Regions from separate parts of the Homo sapiens genome. Here regions 1 and 3 are each linked to region 2. A link is a contact called in ENCODE Hi-C or POLR2A ChIA-PET data. All regions are on one chromosome and are shown on one strand. The core of a region is the stretch at or near the end of the contact, and the rest is flanking DNA. Distances in the headings are between cores, read along the strand shown. Region 1 holds the start of RPS6KA2-IT1 (RPS6KA2 intronic transcript 1). Region 2 overlaps RPS6KA2 (ribosomal protein S6 kinase A2). Region 3 overlaps LOC107986671 (a long non-coding RNA gene).

What was found. Hi-C counts contacts between places; a loop is a spot of excess contacts on that map. ChIA-PET counts read pairs that join two places held with the same protein, here RNA polymerase II (POLR2A). Pooled maps may share reads with other maps.
Region 1: a loop to region 2 is called in a map of ascending aorta, with 2.7 times the contacts of the local background. The contact joins the promoter of RPS6KA2-IT1 here to the enhancer-like site in region 2. A Hi-C loop is called at or near these places in 2 of 168 maps with a recorded cell type or tissue (ascending aorta and sigmoid colon) and 5 of 50 pooled maps. POLR2A ChIA-PET finds 5 or more read pairs at or near these places in 3 of 52 experiments (A549, Panc1 and naive thymus-derived CD4-positive, alpha-beta T cell).
Region 3: a loop to region 2 is called in a map of gastrocnemius medialis, with 2.3 times the contacts of the local background. The contact joins two enhancer-like sites. A Hi-C loop is called at or near these places in 3 of 168 maps with a recorded cell type or tissue (endothelial cell of hepatic sinusoid and gastrocnemius medialis) and 1 of 50 pooled maps. POLR2A ChIA-PET finds 5 or more read pairs at or near these places in 1 of 52 experiments (CD4-positive, alpha-beta T cell).

What each region holds. Positions count from the first base shown.
Region 1 is chr6:166,464,109-166,466,808 of GRCh38, reverse strand. RPS6KA2-IT1 (RPS6KA2 intronic transcript 1) reads left to right here and starts at 1,426. Exons shown (of 4, transcript NR_046793.1): 1 at 1,426-1,484. The region is part of intron 11 of RPS6KA2 (ribosomal protein S6 kinase A2); the gene reads left to right.
Region 2 is chr6:166,555,679-166,558,378 of GRCh38, reverse strand. The region is part of intron 1 of RPS6KA2 (ribosomal protein S6 kinase A2); the gene reads left to right. Among named protein-coding and RNA genes, the nearest start is that of RAMACL, 30 kb to the left of the region's middle. Within about 2 kb of position 1,343, at least 20 of the 41 ENCODE cell types and tissues checked have a DNase peak (open chromatin) inside an H3K27ac peak, as active enhancers do.
Region 3 is chr6:166,639,154-166,641,853 of GRCh38, reverse strand. The region is part of intron 1 of LOC107986671 (a long non-coding RNA gene); the gene reads right to left. It also overlaps a transcript of RPS6KA2 not described here. Among named protein-coding and RNA genes, the nearest start is that of RPS6KA2, 13 kb to the right of the region's middle. Within about 2 kb of position 1,349, at least 10 of the 41 ENCODE cell types and tissues checked have a DNase peak (open chromatin) inside an H3K27ac peak, as active enhancers do.

The DNA of each region.
Region 1 (2,700 bases), core at 177-2,676, 92 kb after region 2:
AGTGAGTGAACGAGCAAATGAATAAGTGAATGAGTCAGTGAATCAGTGAATAAGTGAGTGAATGAGTCAGTAAGTCAGTGAATGAATCAGTGAATGAATGAGTGAGACTCTCAAGACAGGAGTCACAGCTGTCGAGGGAGACTTGCCCCCTCCATTTCCTCACTCTCACACTCTAGTCCTTCCTCCAGAGACCATGCCTGGGAGAATGGAGAACCAGGATTGCTGGGCTGGGAGGGGGAGCTGCAGGTGGGCAGGGCAGCATCCTGGGATGGGAGACCCTGAGGGCTGCAGCTGGTAGGAAAGAGAAGTCTCTTCACACCGAACCCCCAGGTGACACAGTGCAACACAGAGCACTCAGCCAAGAGTGGAGCCACTCCAAAGTATGCATGGCCCAGAAGGGCTTACGCACTTGCTAAGACAACCTTGTGAGATGCCTGGAATTTTAACAATACGATGGATTTGGAAAACTATGACACATTAGATTAATGTGCATTCCAGAATGCTGAGGTCCGGCGAGCTCTGAGCAGAAGCCGCCTTTTTCCTGTGGCAATAAGAGCCTTCTCTACACAGCGCCTCTGCTCAGGGTGCTCTGGTCTCCCTGTGGCTGGAAAGCAAACACAACCCAAGAAGGTGGCATTTCTGCGTGATTTCAAAGGAATCAGACTAGAATCAGAGCTGAGAAGTTCCTTTTGTTGCTCTTAGCACTTAATTTGATTTTATTTTGGCCTTGTTTTCGTTTTGAGAGAGGTCCTTGTGATTGATCAGAACCAGGCGTGTTTCCTTCATGTCTGTACTTCCCAGAGGAAGGCAGGCAGCAGTGCTAGAGGAATGGCAGGCTCTTGTTCTGCCCAGCGCCCTGAACCCACACAGCCCGTGAGTGGCAGAAGAGCTCAGAAATGCCACTTTTGCATTAATTCATGCATTTGATAAATAACGCTTGGTGCTCACCCTGGTGGTGCACCAGCAAAGTGTCCATGTCCATGACGTCACAGCTGGAACGCAGAGCCCCGTCCTCCAGCTGCTCACAGACTGAGGAGTCTGCTGTCCCATAACGCCATCATCCACCGATGGAAGAGGTTTGTGCACAGTGAAAGTGGCCAGCAGAAAGAGAGAGAAATGATGCCTGAAAGAGGGCGAGTGGAATTAACCAGCAGAGGGGCAGAAGGAGGAGAAGAAGGATGCTTCCAGCAAAGATGTGTAGGCATGAAAACACCGTGTTCAGGACACCGCGTAAACTGCAGGCACAGTCCCGCTCCGTGATGGTCTTAGAAGCTGTCAACATCTTGCTAGGATGAGTCCAGTGGTCCCCCCATCTCAGCTGATCCTCTCTCATGAGTCAAGTTTGCCCGTGTGTTCTCCTGTGTCTGCGGCCCCAGTAGCAGCCCATGTGTCTTCATGGCTAACCTCAAACCCCAATAACACATCCAGGCAAGCCATCAACCCATTCTTCAGAAAGCAGGGGCTAAAATGCAAGATGTTTAAAGGTATTTATTTAAGGGGTAATTTTACTCCGTGATGTATTTGTCCAGATGTGCCCATTCTGCTTTTCGGCAGCTCAGAAAACTGAAAACCACAGTTCAGCCTCATTTGCAAGAACTGTTAACACCAAAAGCCGTTCCCTCTGCAATGCAGACACTCCTTAATGACGAATGAGAAGACATTTCCTAACCACTAGATTTCTGCCTGGGTACTTCACCCAATGGCTTGCCTCAGGATCCAACTGGGAAAATATTAGGATATTTATTTTGCTTTCTGCTGCTCTCTGTGATCCGATACTGCCAGCAGATCTTTTTATTTATTTATTTATTTATTTATTTTTTTAAGTAAACACCTGTCATCCCACTGCTGTCCCCGGGGTCTTCAGTGGCCTGCTGGAGCAGGACCCATCTGCTGACAGTAAGTGTGGGGACGGTGGAGGTGTGGGCTGCTGCCTTTTAATTTAGCTTCAGAGATGAGCGAGTGAACGTCTGCACGGGAGCCATTCCTTCTGAAGGCCAGCTCTGCTTGATGAGCTGAGTGAGAAGCCACGAGTTAATGATCGGACTACAAACCTCTGCAGAGGATACGGCAGAGTCCAGCAGATAGAAGCTGTGTTGGTTTTTCCCCCGTGGCTGAAGCATGCTGAGAACACAGAATTAGCACGAACCCAAAAAAAGCTTCGTAAAAGTTAATCACTGCAGACAGCACAAGCCAGTCTGAGGACGGCTCCCAGCCCAGCCTGGCGTCCCTTGCAGGGGGACCCAGGGAACTGCAAATATTATTACAGGCAGTGAATGATGATGCTGGAGACACACAGTCACCAGGGAGGGACATCTTTGTTTCTGGAACTCTGTCCAGGGCCTAGACCCTTAGTATTGCACTGACTCTTATTATTACTGTTATTCGTTATTCATGATCAATACTAGTAGCTCATGTTTATGTTCTTTGTACAGTTTGAAACCCTTCCAAGCACACCATTAGCTGTGATGCTGTGAGATGGGAGAAACTTGTAGAGGAGACTGAGGCACAGGACAATGAGAAGCTTGAGGTCGCTCGGTGATCTGGCAGCGCGTGGGGTGTGCCCTGAACTTGGCTGTTGTGTGTCCTGGCAGGAGCAGAGGGTGGGTTCCGGGTCTTCAGGCCACTTTGGTCTTCTTGCCCACAAGTGGAGTATTTGCAGTATGGCGCAGAGAGTGGTTTGGGGGTGTGGGAGCTGTAGGC
Region 2 (2,700 bases), core at 94-2,593:
CCTCCACCAGCCAAAGTCTGAACAGAGCAAAGGGGCTGGCCCTGTCCCAAGGAAGAGGGACGCCTCCTGCCTGACAGCTTGAGCTGTGACATTGGTGTTTTCCTGCCTTTGGACTTGAACTAAAACATCAGTTCTTCCTGGGTCTCTAGCCTGCTAACTGGAGACCTTGGGACTCGTCAGCTTCTATATGTGTGGGGGCTGATTCATTCTCTCTCTCTCTCTCTCTCTCCCCACATACATAGATGTAATACACACATACACATCTTTATATATACATACATATATATGTACACACCCCTATATATATACACATACAAATCTATAGACACATACATACACACCTATATATACACATACATACACACCTATATATACACATACATATATACACACACACACACACCCCTCTGTATATACATATACATCTCTATACACACCCACACCCACACACATACACACATATCACCTACTGGTTTTGTTTTTCTGAAGAACCCTGACATACACTGGTGTAACAGGCTTTCTATTTGGATGGTGAACTGGGGCTAAAATGTTTTGCAAGTTGTTATGGAAAATATTAGGATAGTGAGGGTTCACAGAGTGAGGAAAGTCTGTATATAGAGACTAGAAGGATTTCGAGTTTCATTTTGAACTCTGGATATTTGCCTGGGAATAACAACTTTCTTGTAATTTATCTGTATTATTTCTGTAAGTTGCCTGGACTTTTCTATATATCTATTATGTGGTATAATACTTCATTAAAACATTTTTTAATAACAGACACAAAAACACAAAAGCTGATTTTTCTGTCATTTGACAAAGGTGCCAGAGAAACTCTAAGGCCAGACCATATCACTCAATTAGGATTATGGGAAGGGAAGATATTAGCATAATTCAATCCATTCATTTCTCTCAATCCCTGTAAACAGAACTTCAGGTTAATTTGGGTTGAGGCACAGCTCAGTGGGAGAACAGTTCATTTTCAGAGTGACCCCGGCCACCTGACCATTGAGTCTGTGGGGGACGTGGTGGCCAGGACCGTGTTTATGTCGATTTAGGTTTTGGGCGTCTTCCCTGCGGGCTGTTCTTGGGAAGCATGCTCCGCGCCCACGGTCCTCACCCCGGCAGGAGCTACCCTCTGCGCACTCAGGCTGCAGCTGCCTCTGCCTGTTGGCTGGGTGGGAACTGCCTGCCGTAGATCAGGGAGGAACTTAGCAGAGAGGGGGAGGGCATGTTCTACTTTGTGCCCTCTTGTTCAGCACAGCCACTTGGCACTGGGTAACAGGAAGAGAAAACGTGTTTGGCGAGGCGGGATGTGATGAGTCAGCCCCGGCTAATGCCCCGTGGTCTGGTTGCTGGCATGCAGGTTTCTTGGCACTTGCCTGAGAACTCGTGGACTTGGCCAGAACACTGGACACCAGCTACACACTGAGTCCACGCCCAGCATACCAGCCTCTAGCGGGCTTCTAAATCTGCCTGGGTGAAACAATAGAAAATGTTCATTAGGGGATTGTACTTTTACAAAGACTGCCCTGACAAGTTTTTTTTGTTGTGTTTTGTTTGGGTTTCTGGTGGAGCTTACTGGAAGGCTGTGGGTGGCCTACCTAGAATAACGACGCCCGATTCAGACAGCTGGACTCAGAGGGATTCTGCTCCACAGAGAAACAGTAACATTACATTCTCTTTGGGGTTTTATTATTGTGGTGGGAAAGGAAGGTTTGTATTATGTCCTGTGTTCCTTTGGGTGTGCCAGTTGCCCACCTCTGTACTCTTGAGTCTATTCCAGCATGACTTGGTCATCTTCATTCCTATAGGTTAGTGGTGGGATTCTGCTGTCTTCTCAGGAGTAAGTGGTTCCCAACCACAACCCACTCACATAATTCACTTTCTTCTGTGATGAAGGGTTAGTGTGCTTACAAGGCCAGTTGACTCAGAGGTGGAGATTAACATGGGTATCTTTCAGTGGCTATGGGAATGACCATTTCTAACATGTCAGGTAGTAGGGGGAAAAGTCATTAGGGACTTACAAGCCAAGAAAAATGAAAATGTAGTAACATCTACAGTCAGTCGCCTGTGGAGCTGAGGAGTTGGTGTGAGTGAATTTGCACCCAGTGGGTGAGGCTCTGTCTGAACCCGAGCAGAGAACCCCAACAGGTAGGGCCTGGAACAAGGACTCTTGCACAGGAGAGAGCCACCTGATTTCCTGCCCATCCAGGACTTTGCAGAAGAGAGAAAGAGGGTCCAGGAACAGGCTATTCACTGCTCCCCAAAGACCAGCTCCAGATAAGTGCATATGGATAACCCCTGGATTACAGGAGAAATAATCAGAAATTGCATCTTCTTACCCCAGGGCTTCTAGCCGTGGCCCTTTCACTCCAGTCCTGAGCTCACTGCCCCAACTGTTTTCCCCCAGATACCCCACTTAGCAACTGTCACTCTAGGATTCCCCATCACCTCCACCCTGGGCCATCCTTCCTAGAGCAGCATCCTCTAGTCTCCTTCCTTTTCCCCACAGTCTGCCTAAAGTATATTTTTACCTATAAGTGAGGTGACAGCAGCCCACCTCTCTGATGACGCCCAGATGAAGGACCTATCTGGGTAGGGAGAAGGATGCTCTTGTTCCATGATGATTCTGTGTCACCTTTCAGAATGATGAAACCTCAAACATGAAAGGTGACTGGGAAATGTAAGCGTAATAGGTTC
Region 3 (2,700 bases), core at 100-2,599, 83 kb before region 2:
TCTTTCTCTCAATTATCATCAGATCCAACGTCTCTTTTACCAACTCTTTGTTGGACTTTGCCCAAACTGCTGTTAATTGATCTATTGAATTTTTTTTTTTTTTTTTTTTTTTTTTTTTTTTTTTTTTTTTTTTTGTGACAGAGTCTCACTCTTTTACCCAGGCTGGAGTGCAGTGGTGTGATCTCGGCTCACTGCACCCCCCGCCTCCCAGGTTCAAACTATTCTCCTGCCTCAGTCCGTGTAGCTGGGATTACAGGCATGCACCACTACACTGGCTGATTTTTGTATTTTTAGTAGAGATGGGGTTTCGCCATGTTGGCCAGGCTGGTCTTGAACTCCTGACTTCAAGTGATCCGCCCACCTCAGCCTCCCAAAGTGCTGGGATTATAAGCATGAGCCACCACACCTGGCCAATCTATTGAATTTTTTATTTAAATTATTACTGTTTCAATTTTAAAGTTTTACTTATTTTTACAAATCTGCTTGGTCATTTTATAATCTCTTGTTTTCTTGTAATGCTTCAACCTTCCTTGCTGTTTTTCAAATGTATTGAAGACACATATTTTATATTATTTATACAAATTCCTAACCTTTGCTATCTGTACAGGTCTGATTTTGGAATTTGTTGTCTCTGCTGACTCTTGCCCACAGTTTGTATCTGTGATTATTTAGTGATTTATGTTTGCGAGCTCATGCCCCTTAGAAATTTCCCGTTTAAACTGTGACACGTGTTTAAAGCATGTTCCTCCTGATTGTACTTACATTTGCCTCTGCCTGGTCCTCTGGGTGCTACCAATCTGGAACCTCTAAAAACTATAAGTTTGGATTGGAGTTTTTCAGGCCATACTAGCAGTGAGGATTTTGGCTTCCAACTGGCTGAAGTGTGAGCTAAAGAAATCTGAGAGGGCAGTTTTTACCCCTTGCTCTTTGCCACACTCCCACCTGAAGATGCAAGCCTCCTTCTTCACAGTGAGGTTCTTCCAAGGTCACGCCGTTGAGTCTGCTCTATGGGAATGCCGACTCGGATCCGACCCCCCACACCCTGCTTGGCCCCCCACTGAACCTCTGGTCTAGATGGCAGAGACTCACATAAGCCTGCAGGACAGGCACTGCTCAGAACAGTGCTCGACCTCACAATATCTCCTTATCCTCATTTTTGCCTGCGTTTATTCTTCCCTGCTTACTATCGGACCAGCCACACTTCATTAGAAGAGATTTCCCCCTTGTTTTATCTAGCATTCTCATGTGTTCCGGGAAGGCTCTCTCTACATACGTGACCCAGCAGGTTGCCCAGAACAGGGAAAAACCCAGCGGAGCAGGGAAGGGCGGTGCTGCCTCCCAGCCCCAGCTTCCTCCCGAGCTCCCCTGATGAGGGGAGGAGGAGACCGCACCACAGGGCGCGCCTCTCCCGGGGCTGCCACACGGGCTATTCTCAGCTCCCCCTGTCTGGCTTTTACGTGTTCATCAAGTTCTCATCTCTAGTAGAGGTATTTAGTGCCTGAAATACTATAGGTGTTTATGAAATATTTTTAAACAATGAAAATTTGCTAAAACAAATCTAGCAAAGATTTTATGTTCTCTTTTGTACCCATGCCAGATCTTGAGAAATTTTTCTATGATGGGTTTTTTTTTTCCTTTTTAAGCTACAGAAATCCTTCCTGCTATAGTTGTAACCTGTTTCCTCTTTCCTGCTGACTCCCTTCCTTTTGAATTCCTCTATAATTTATGTATAGGCTTGGAAAAGTCCCTTATTTCTGTGTTAACCTCCTAGAGCCTCACCATCTTCACTGCATAAGGGGGTTCGCTGTGTCTCTTTCGTAGATAAATGTGTCACAGAAATAATAATGTAGACCAAAGCTCTTCCTAATCAGCAACCCACTGAAAATAATCCTAGTAACGTCTGTTTACACACACGCATGGAACGCTACGGACACTTGCTTCTCTGAAGTAGTTTAACATTGGTGGGAGAGAGAGGGGAACCCAAAGTTTTAATACAGCACAGTGAGCAAACTAGAGGAACCCAGGAGAGACCCCAACAGGGCCTGTGGGGTGGAGTGATCTCGGTGTGGCTTCCTGGAGCAATGCTGGGTCTGGAAGATGCTGGAAGGAGATGTGGCCAGTGGGCAGAGGCAGAGCGGGCAGGAAGGACAGCCGTGGCCACTGCGTGAATGATGTCACGGAGACACCACAGTTCATCTTCTTAGGAGTAAGTCAGCGGGGCAGGAGCAGAGACTGCACCCTGGAGGAAGGAGGAGAGGCAAACGCAACATGGAAGAAGGCCTGGCTAGGAAGAACAGAGTCTGGGGCTTCCAAGCTTCCAAGCTCTGGAGCTATGCATGCCCTGGGGTAACTGAACCAGATTCGCTTCTAGAAGGATCAGGCTGGTGGCAGGACCACAGGTGGGTTGTAGGGAAAGCCTTTAGCCAGTAATTACTATTTTCTGGCAAGAGCTAAGGAGGACCCACGCTGTGTTATGGAGGGCAGGGTTGGAAAGAAGGCAAGACGGGGAAAACATGTAGAAGGCACAGTTGACAAATCTCAGTAACTAGAGACGTAGGGAATAAGGACGTGTCAGGAGGTCACGGTAAGTCTTACCTTCTGGTTTGGGCAGCGGGGCACATGGTTATGCCTTGCATAAGACAATACAGTTGAATAGGGGAGTTTTCAGATACAAATTCTCATATTTGGGAGTCGACTGCC